Regions from separate parts of the Homo sapiens genome. Here region 2 is linked to region 1. Evidence: chromatin contacts called from ENCODE Hi-C data. All regions are on one chromosome and are shown on one strand. The core of a region is the stretch at or near the end of the contact, and the rest is flanking DNA. Distances in the headings are between cores, read along the strand shown. Region 1 holds the start of LINC01430 (long intergenic non-protein coding RNA 1430). Region 2 overlaps TTPAL (alpha tocopherol transfer protein like).

Region 1 (4,523 bases), core at 932-3,431:
TGCCCGCTGGGTTGAAGCGATTCTCCTGCCTCAGCCTCCCAAGTAGGTAGAATTACAGGCATCTGCCACCACTCCCAGCTAATTTTTGTGTTTTTAGTAGAGACGGGGTTTCGCCATGTTGGCCAGGCTGGTCTCATACTCCTGACCTCAAGTGATTTGCCCGAGCCAGCCTCCCTAAGTGCTGGGATTACAGGCGTGAGCCACTGTGTCGGGCAGCTAGCTATTTATTATCTTTAAAATTAGTATGGGCAAGCTGATCATTTGACCTGCTGGGGTCACCAGCCATCCTAATCCGCTGAGACTGAGGGAGAGTTTCAGGACACAGGACTTTCAGAGCTAAAACTAGACAAGTCCTGGGCAAAAGAGGATGAGTTGGTCACCCTAGCCCTGCCTGATGGTAATATTTCCCTCCAGTTTAACAGACTGACCTTTTACTTGTATTAAATTACAGGTTTGATGTTGAAAATGATATTTGCACTACGTATTGTAGAACCCCTCTCAAGCATCCCTATGATATAATTTCTGCAAAACACTAATCTTGCTTATATTTTCCTCACGTTACAGATTGGGAAAGTGAGGCCCAGGGGTGCAAACCAGTCCAATATTAGCGGCAGAGCTCTTCCCTAGACCCGTCTTGAAGCTGCTGCCCCATCATTTCCTCCAGGTAGCTGGTGGATACTGTTTATCTGGTGCTCACTATGCCCTAGGTAACACTGTAAGTGATTTTCATTAAATTTAATCTCATTCAATCTTAGGAGGTGGGTTCTACCATTATAACCATTTTAGAGACGGGATGCTCATAGTTGTCTTCTGTCCCACTCACCCACCCATACCCCTGGGACTAGAATTCATTCATTTGGTACATCTTTGCCTGATTGTGGTTTCCTTGGAACTTTTGTTACAGGGAAACTCACCAGGGTTTCCTGGGTCTTGTTTAGCCATTGAGCCTAACCTTCTGTCTGTTTTAAGACTTTTTTTTGGGGGGGGTGGGGGGGACAGAGTCTTGCTCTGTCACCCAGGTTGGAGTGCAGTGGCGCAATCTCAGCCCACTGCAACCTCCACCTCCCAGATTCAAGCAGTTCTCCCTGCCTCAGCCTCCCGAGTAGTGGCTTGGGATTACAGGCGCTCACCACCATGCCCAGATAATTTTTTTTTTTTTTGGTATTTTTAGTAGAGACAGGGTTTCACCATGTTGGCCAGTCTGGTTTCAAACTCCTGACCTCAGGTGATCCACCCACCTTGGCCTCCCAAAATGCTGGGATTACAGGCGTGAGCCACTGAGCCTGGCCTTGTTTTAAGATATTTTTAAAGGACCTTTTGTTTCAATTGGCAAATGTCTGCTGCTCTCCTACTACTGGGGCTACGTGGTGACTGACAAAGAGACTTTGCCCTCAAGGACTCGAGGCTGCTGGGGAACCCCGCTCACCAGGGTCTCTCTCCACTGCACTATGGCCAGCTTGAGGGCAAGGATGGGGTCTTTTCATCTCTGTGTCACTAAGAGGAGATCAACAGCAGGTGTGGAAACTGGCAGATCACACCACAAAGCAGAGAGGCCAGCAGGAGTCCAGAATCCCAGCCATGAACTGTCGGGCTTCAGGCAGGGAGCAGTGGGAGACCCAAAGTCTCCGTGCTATTGATATTTGGGGCTGGCTAATTCTGTTGTGGGGGATGTCCTGTGCGGAGTAGGATGGTTAGCACTATCTGTTGCCTCTGCCAGTAGCATCTTCTCTACCAGTCATGACAACCTAAAGTGTCTCCAGACATCACCGAATGTCCCCTGGGGGCAAAGTCACCCCAGATTGTGAACCACTGGCTTAACTGAAGCAAACTTAATGAAGGAAGTGTTTGCAGAGGTGAGGCATGCAGGGACTGGCAACAGTGGGGAGCTGTTAGCACCCCAAGGCCAAAGAGGTGAGAGAGAGAATGGTGTTACTTGACCCAGAGATAGCTGGAGCCATATAAGTGAGGCTAAGACAGGAGTTAAGACCATGGAGAAATTCAGCCACTGCCAAAATTAAGGCAAAACAGGGAGGGAGCTGGGGGTGGCATAAACATGCCCAGTTCTCCCTCATCCTGCCCTTTTATCTCTGCCGATTCCTCCCCTTGGCTGAATGTATTGTGATGTCAGAAGGCACAGGTGCCTCCAGGCCACAGAGCAGGACAGACAGGGTTGGAGATTGGACCACTCGTGTGTGGATGAGGTGGGTAAGCAGAGAAGAACCATCACAGGGAGGCAGGAACAGGCCCCAGAAGACAGGACATTTGTGTACTTCTTGGAGGACGTGTACTTCCCCAGTTGGAGAAAGCTGGGAAACAGTATCTCACCAGCAGGAAGAGCAGGCATGAAGCCATGGAGCTCTGAGACAGCCTGGCTCCCTGCATTGTTTATTTAATTGTGATTGTTTGTTTGATTGATTCTGCTCTGTGTGCATGTGGTGAAAGTAAAACATTTCAAAAGGTACAAAAGGGCATAAAATGAGAAGTAGGTCTTCCTCCCACCCCGACCCCAGCTACCCAGCCCCCCAACACCCACCCCGAAAGCCATCTCACTCTCCGGTCTCTCATCGCCTTCCGGAAATAGTTGGTGCACATGCTAGCTTGTGTCACTTAAACTCCTAATTTGATTTAATTTCACGGGTGTTTACAGAGCCCCTACTGTGTGCAAAGAAATGAACTGAGCTCTCTGGCCTCACACCCTAAGCCCAACCCTGATCCACTAAGCACTGGCAGCTTCAGGCCCACCACTGCTGGCCTCCCATCTCTTTCTCCAAGCAACGGGTAAGCCTGTCACAGTTATGTTGTTCAATTTATTTTATTTTATTTTATTTTATTTTTTGAGGTGGAGTCTTGTTCTGTCACCCAGGCTGGAGTGCAGTGTAGCTATCTCAGCTCACTGCAACCTCTGTCTCCCGGGTTCAAGCGATTCTCCCACTGCAGCCTCCCGAATAGCTGGGATTACAGGCACCCGCCACTACGCCCTGCTAATTTTTGTGTTTTTAGTAGAGATGGGGTTTGACCATGTTGGCCAGGCTGGTCTTAAACTCCTGGCCTCAAGTGATCCACCTGTCTCGGCCTCCCAAAGTGCTGGGATTACAGGTGTGAGCCACCATGCCCGGCTTCAATGGATGTTTTGTGGATTGGACTGAATTAAAACTGAACCATTGGTGAGAAGCAAATTAGAATGCAGGAGACACATAAACCTTGGGTGTGGTTCAGGAGACCATGTGTTTTGGGGAGAGGAGTGAGGGTTCTGTCTCCAAAGACTTGCTCTTGCTGGAGCCAATGGACAGTTAGTTGTCTAAGAAGGGAATGCCTATAGTGTGACCTAGAGGGGGCGCTAGAGTGTGAGCAGGTTGGGACTTGATCTGGCTTAGATCAGTCCAGGGAAGACCAGATCTTGCCTGGCTACCCCCAGCTGGTGTCTGTAGCCCTTGGGGGAGTTTAAGACCAGGAAAGGGGAGTTTCTGGCCAGCTGCAGAAATGGGGAATTCCACAAACAACATGTAAACTTGTCGGTACCCGGAAGCAAACAACCAAATCTGGGTATCAGATGCCCAGGCAGAAGCCGGGAGGCCAGAGCAGCCCAGGTCTCCAGGAGCAGACAAGGACCAGGCTCTTCCTTGCCTGCCCTGCTCTTCCCTGCTGATGTCTTGTTCTCTCAACACCCGGCTCTTTCCTGACAGTGCCTGTGTGTTGAGCACTTCCAGACAAACACGCCTGCCATGATGGACCACATTTCTGTGCAGATGCTGAGTACACACCGTCTCCCACTCCCACGGCTGCTTTGCAAGGACAGTGTTAATGATCCTCACTTTGTAAACAAGGAAAACTGAAGCTCAGAAAGGAGGGATGGAGGGCGGTAAGGTTGGGCATCCTACACATATGGTGATATCATTGAACATTTTGTGTTGAAGAATGATGGAGTGTTGAACACAGAATCAGAGAATTTTACTTTATTTTATTTTTTGAGAAGGAGTCTCAATCTGTCAACCAGGCTGGAGTGCAGTGGCGCGATCTCGGCTCAGGGCAACTTCCACCTCCTGGGTTCAAGGGATCCTCCTGCCTCAGCCTCCCGAGTCGCAGGGATCACAGGCATGTACTACCAGGCCCGGCTAATTGTTTTGTGTTTTTGGTGGAGACGGGGTTTCACAATGTTGGCCAGGCTGGTCTCAAACTCCTGACCTCAAGTGATCTGCCCACCTTGGCCTCGCAAAGTACTGGGATTACAGGCATGAGCCACTGTGCCTGGCCAAGAATTTTAGAATCATAAAATCTAGGAGTCCTGGGCTCCTAGGTTACCAGTATAACCCACACTGCCACCAACTCCCTGTCCATTCCCCACACTGTAAATGAAATGTCTCTCTGGGGCCCACCTCCCATTCACTCAGGCCTCTTCTCTCACCTGGGATCTTGTTCCAGACTTGTCTCTTGTCTCTCCTCCTTCCAAACCCGTACACAGGAGCCAGAGGCATCTTTCCAAACTACCAAGCAGATTGTGCCACTCTGCTGCCCCTTAAAACCCT
Region 2 (4,523 bases), core at 1,116-3,615, 41 kb before region 1:
ACTAGCATTTTAAGCAAACCATTTCTCTAAGTCAGGAGAGCAGAAGAATGAATTTATTTATTTGACACAGAATATTGCTTTGTCACCCAGGCGGGAGTGCAGTGGCATAGTCTTGGCTTACTGCAACCGCTGCCTCCCAGGTTCAAGCGATTCTCCTGCCTCAGCCTCCCAAGTAGTTGGGATTACAGGCACGCACCACCACACCCAGCTAATTTTTGTACTTTTTAGTAGAGATGGGGTTTCACCATGTTGGCCAGGCTGGTCTCAAACTCCTGACCTCAAATGATCCGCCCCCCCTTCAGCCTCCCAAAGTTCTAGGATTACAGGGCATGAACTACTGCACCTGGCCAAGAGCAGAAGAATTTAGATTTACAAAATTAACAGATCCCAATACAGAGAGGTGTTACCAGAACTGACATCTTTCCTGAACAGTAGGCATGTTTCTGTTCGGTATAGCCACACCTCTCATGGCCACAGGAGATACAGTGTATAGTATATAGTATATAATTGGTTTAGCTAACATTTTACTCCCTAAATTAAAGGAGGCTTCAAAGGAAAACCTTAATTAAATGTTGGCAACTTTAAAATGGTAAAACTTTTTAAAAGTATTATAATCGCCACAGCAATACTCTAGCTTTTGCTACCCAAATGAAAAAAATTCCCAGGATTGATCTGAGGGTCAAATACTATTTAAAGAAATTGCCCACCCAGGGAGAATTCTGAAAGGCTCAATATAAAGGAATTCAGAGAAAAGCCTCTTATTGTCTTATTTCGGGAAAAATGGTGTTTTGTAACCTGATTTTTCAATTTTTATTTTTGAGATGGAGTTTCACTCGTCACCCAGGCTGGAGTGCAATGGCGCGATGTCGGCTCACTGCAACCTCCGCCACCTGGGTTTAAGTGATTCTCCTGCTTCAGCTTCCCAAGTAGCTGGGATTACAGGCACCCACCACCATGCCCAGCCAATTTTTTGTATTTTTAGTAGAGACGGGGTTTCACCATGTTGGCCAGGCTGGTCTCAAACTCCGGACTTCAGGTGATACACCCACCTCAGCCGCTCAAAGTGTTGGGATTACAGGTGTGAGCCACCGCTCCCGGCCTTGTAACCTGACTTACAGACCTCCTAAGATAAGTGACTCCTTGTGAAACCAGGATGAAATATGAAAGATCGAAAGCTACTTTTGCCTTAATTTTTGCAGCAGCAATAGAATAAAAAAGAAAATGCAAGGAAAAAAATTAAAAAATAAAGCGACCTTTGCCAAGAGCAAGTTAGAAATTCAAGACATGAAGCCAGGGTGGCACTTTTGGCTGTTTTTGTAGATTTCATCCAGTCTCTCCCCCATGAAGGCAGAACAGGGGAAGAGGCACAGTTTTCCAGAATTCCATGTTGGGATATGGGGGAAGAAGAGGAAGAAAATTCCCATATTCTGAAATGTATAGATTTGGAAGCTTTTAGGTACCAATTCATTCAGACCTAAATTTACTAAATAAGCCAATTGAGGGGGAAAAAAAAGGAAAAAAACTTCTAAAAAGAGAGAGTACAGTGTCTGTGGCAGTGAAGCCAACTAGATACCAGGAATAAAGTTTGGAGTATAGATCTCTATCATGGAATCACTCAGGGATGTTAAGCCAGCTCATCAAAGGCCACGTAGTAAGGTAAAGGTGGAGCCCGCGTCTCCTAATTTACTGTCCCATTTCCTTCCGACACCACACTATCTTGAATTTAGGGAAAAGTTAATTTCCAAGTGTTTGTGCAATGGGCCAGAACTTCTCCCTGAAGGAACATACTCCCAGTTCTTGAGGTTCATGGGTTTGCCTCACCAGTGCGCTCCCCAGTGCTGAGTAAGGCTCACTGTGCTCCCTGGCTGGTCATTCCCCACCCTGCTGAGACAGCCTGACACAAACATCCTGGTGAAGCCACAAGGAGACCACCTTGATTTTCACGCAGGGAGGTCTTGGTTTCACAGCTTGGTTCAAGTTTCCTGAGGTGTCAAAACTATCTGATACCTCTTCGGAGCCAAAACAAAGCAAGCAGCTCCCGGAGGCAGATAAACTTAGGCTCCAACTCCTTCTAGAAGCTGAGTGAAACCACTCCTTCCTTGTCCAACTGGAAAAACCTAAGAAATAGGCCTCTCCAGGTCCCTTCTGGTCTTTGAGATAATTCTCTAGGAGAGCTGTGGCCATGCCTGCATTAAAACAAATGCGACTGGCCAGGAATGCAGTGTAGAATTGAAACATCAGGGCTGAGTGATTCATTCCTCTTTACCCAGTTTTTGTTTTGTTTTGTTTATCTGTCTTCCCTCTTGGGGAAGCCTCCACCCAGTTCTCCCATCCAGGCCAGTGGGTTCTGAACCCCCTCCTTCCCTCCTTCAGCCATCCCACTTGCCCTGCTTGGGCCTTTTCAGCAGTGTGTGTCACATCATCATCAGATGGAACCAGAAGCAGCCAGGAGTGCTTTTTGGCACTTCCAGCTCAGCCAGTACCGTAGAGGATCCAGGGTTACTATCCATGGTGAAAAGAACTTTCTCTAGAATTGGTATTAATGAGGTTAAGTAACTTAATTTCCACCAACAACTTATCCAGACATTTAAAAAGGCAATAGAGATAAACAGCTTAGTAACAACAGATTGGCCTTCAAATTTCAGAGTATTGTTTTCTCCCTAACTGAGCTGTCTGCTTGACTGGTTAGTCTAATAAATGCACGGAGAAGGTGCACACACAACACAGTACTTTTCACTATTTAACACCATGATCATGTGGAATACATTAGAAAGGAAATAGGTCAAAAACCATCATGTGAACCGTCTAATTTGATGTTTGGGCTAAGGCTAAAATCTTCACAGGGAGGTTCTAAAGTGCTGAAATGCAGAACATTCAGGCTGACTGGTTCACCCACACCAGAGAGAGAAACTCAAGTGGGGCTGGGAGGGCAGGGGGGCCCAGAAGTGACCCAGGAATAACCTGCCCTTGTGTTCATTTCCAGAGACCAAAAAAAAAAAAATTTTTTTTTTTTTTTTTTTTTTTTGAGGCAGAGTCTTGCTCTGTCGCCCAGGCTGGAGTGCAGTGGTGCGATCTTGGCTCACTGCCACTTCTGCCTCCTGGGTTCACGTGATTCTTCTGCCTCAGCCTCCCGAGTAGCTGGGACTACAGGAGCCCGCCACCACGCCCAGCTAATTTTTGTATTTTTAGTAGAGATGGGGTTTCACCATCTTGGCCAGGCGGGTCTCGAACTCCTGACCTTGTGATCCGCACACCTTGGCCTCCCAAAGTGCTGGGATTACAGGCATGAACCACCACGCCCAGCTCAGAGACCAAAATTAAAGAATCTCAAGTAATTAACTACTGTAGCCAGGTTTACAATATAGTACCAGAGTCTCAGGGATGGAAGGAATTCATCATACAAGATCCTGGTCACCTTAACCTGGCCTCACAAAAGCCATCTTTTCAAAATTGAACCATCACTATAAAAAGAAAATTGGTGTCAGTGAGTCCCAGGAATACACATAATAGTTTCTTTAAAGGCAGGGCTAATTGGTGACACATCTCTCTTGGAAAGACACATGTACCACAAACAAAAACAGGATCCAACCACTTGTATCTAGATAGTTATCTTTCTAGGCAGAAAATCTAACATTCAGTAACTAAACCAAATCCCAGAGCCTCAGCAGCCAAAATGGCCCTAGCTGACATTTCATCCAGCCTCATTTTATAGAGGAGAAAGTAGAGGCCCATATCTTGTCCATAGTTGTACACCTGGGATCCAGGCCAGAATTCTTATAGCTACACGGGCCTGGGATCCAGCATTTTAGGTTGAGTAAAATCATTTCCTGCTAGGTCCCTGATTCTATTGAGAACCAGGGCTAAGGCTTTATGGATTTGGGAAAACTTAAGTTTCTATTGCAAACTTCAACCAGTGGGTCCCAGAGGTGCTTTGAAGTCTCCGGCTTCCACATTTGACCACAAAGTGCTGCTTATGTCCTGATGCTTACATGATTCAGTTAAGGTGCTTTCCAAACCCGGTGACAACAGCTGGGGCCTTCATCTCCAGTAAGTTTCCTGATGAGCAGCAGAGGTCTATACTTAGGGTTCCTGTGAAAAACACAAACTCCCAGTCTCACATTTGGTCACACTGAAGGTTTGGCCAAATTATTTCATACAAGTAGTTCTCACTGGCCAAACAGGTGGTTTTTCTCCTGGAAAAGTGGGATCAAAGTGACTTTGGTCCTGATTGTTCTTGCTTCCAAGATGTGTAAGAACCAGATCACCACCCCCCAACCAAAAAGCAAAACAAAATAGATATAGCCTCCAGATTAATAGTTGCAGACTGGGATTCCAAATGTTTAAGAATCAGTGGGGACATTTTCCATGTCTTCCATGGAGTAATTAAAGTAACCAAAGGCTTACCCCAAAATGGGCTCATGCTCATATCTCAGGCTGTTCCTCCATCCTGCAGTTTAATTACAAGGAGCAAGACTGAATCCATGGACCCTTAAATTCTCCTTGTGCCTCTCCAAAGAAAAGAA

What was found. A loop is a pair of places that touch in the nucleus more often than their neighbours do. Pooled maps may share reads with other maps.
Region 2: a pooled map shows a loop between it and region 1 (2.5-fold over the local background). The contact joins the enhancer-like site here to the promoter of LINC01430 in region 1. A Hi-C loop is called at or near these places in 2 of 50 pooled maps.

Annotation. Positions count from the first base shown.
Region 1 is chr20:44,448,215-44,452,737 of GRCh38, reverse strand. It overlaps LINC01430 (long intergenic non-protein coding RNA 1430), which reads left to right and starts at 2,181. Exons shown (of 3, transcript NR_109893.1): 1 at 2,181-2,201; 2 at 2,648-2,778; 3 at 3,684-3,961. It overlaps LINC01620 (long intergenic non-protein coding RNA 1620), which reads left to right. Exons shown (of 3, transcript NR_132343.1): 3 at 565-754.
Region 2 is chr20:44,489,578-44,494,100 of GRCh38, reverse strand. It overlaps TTPAL (alpha tocopherol transfer protein like), which reads right to left. Exons shown (of 5, transcript NM_001039199.3): 5 at 1-4,523. Among named protein-coding and RNA genes, the nearest start is that of TTPAL, 16 kb to the right of the region's middle. RefSeq lists an enhancer at 3,997-4,106. Within about 2 kb of position 2,365, at least 6 of the 41 ENCODE cell types and tissues checked have a DNase peak (open chromatin) inside an H3K27ac peak, as active enhancers do.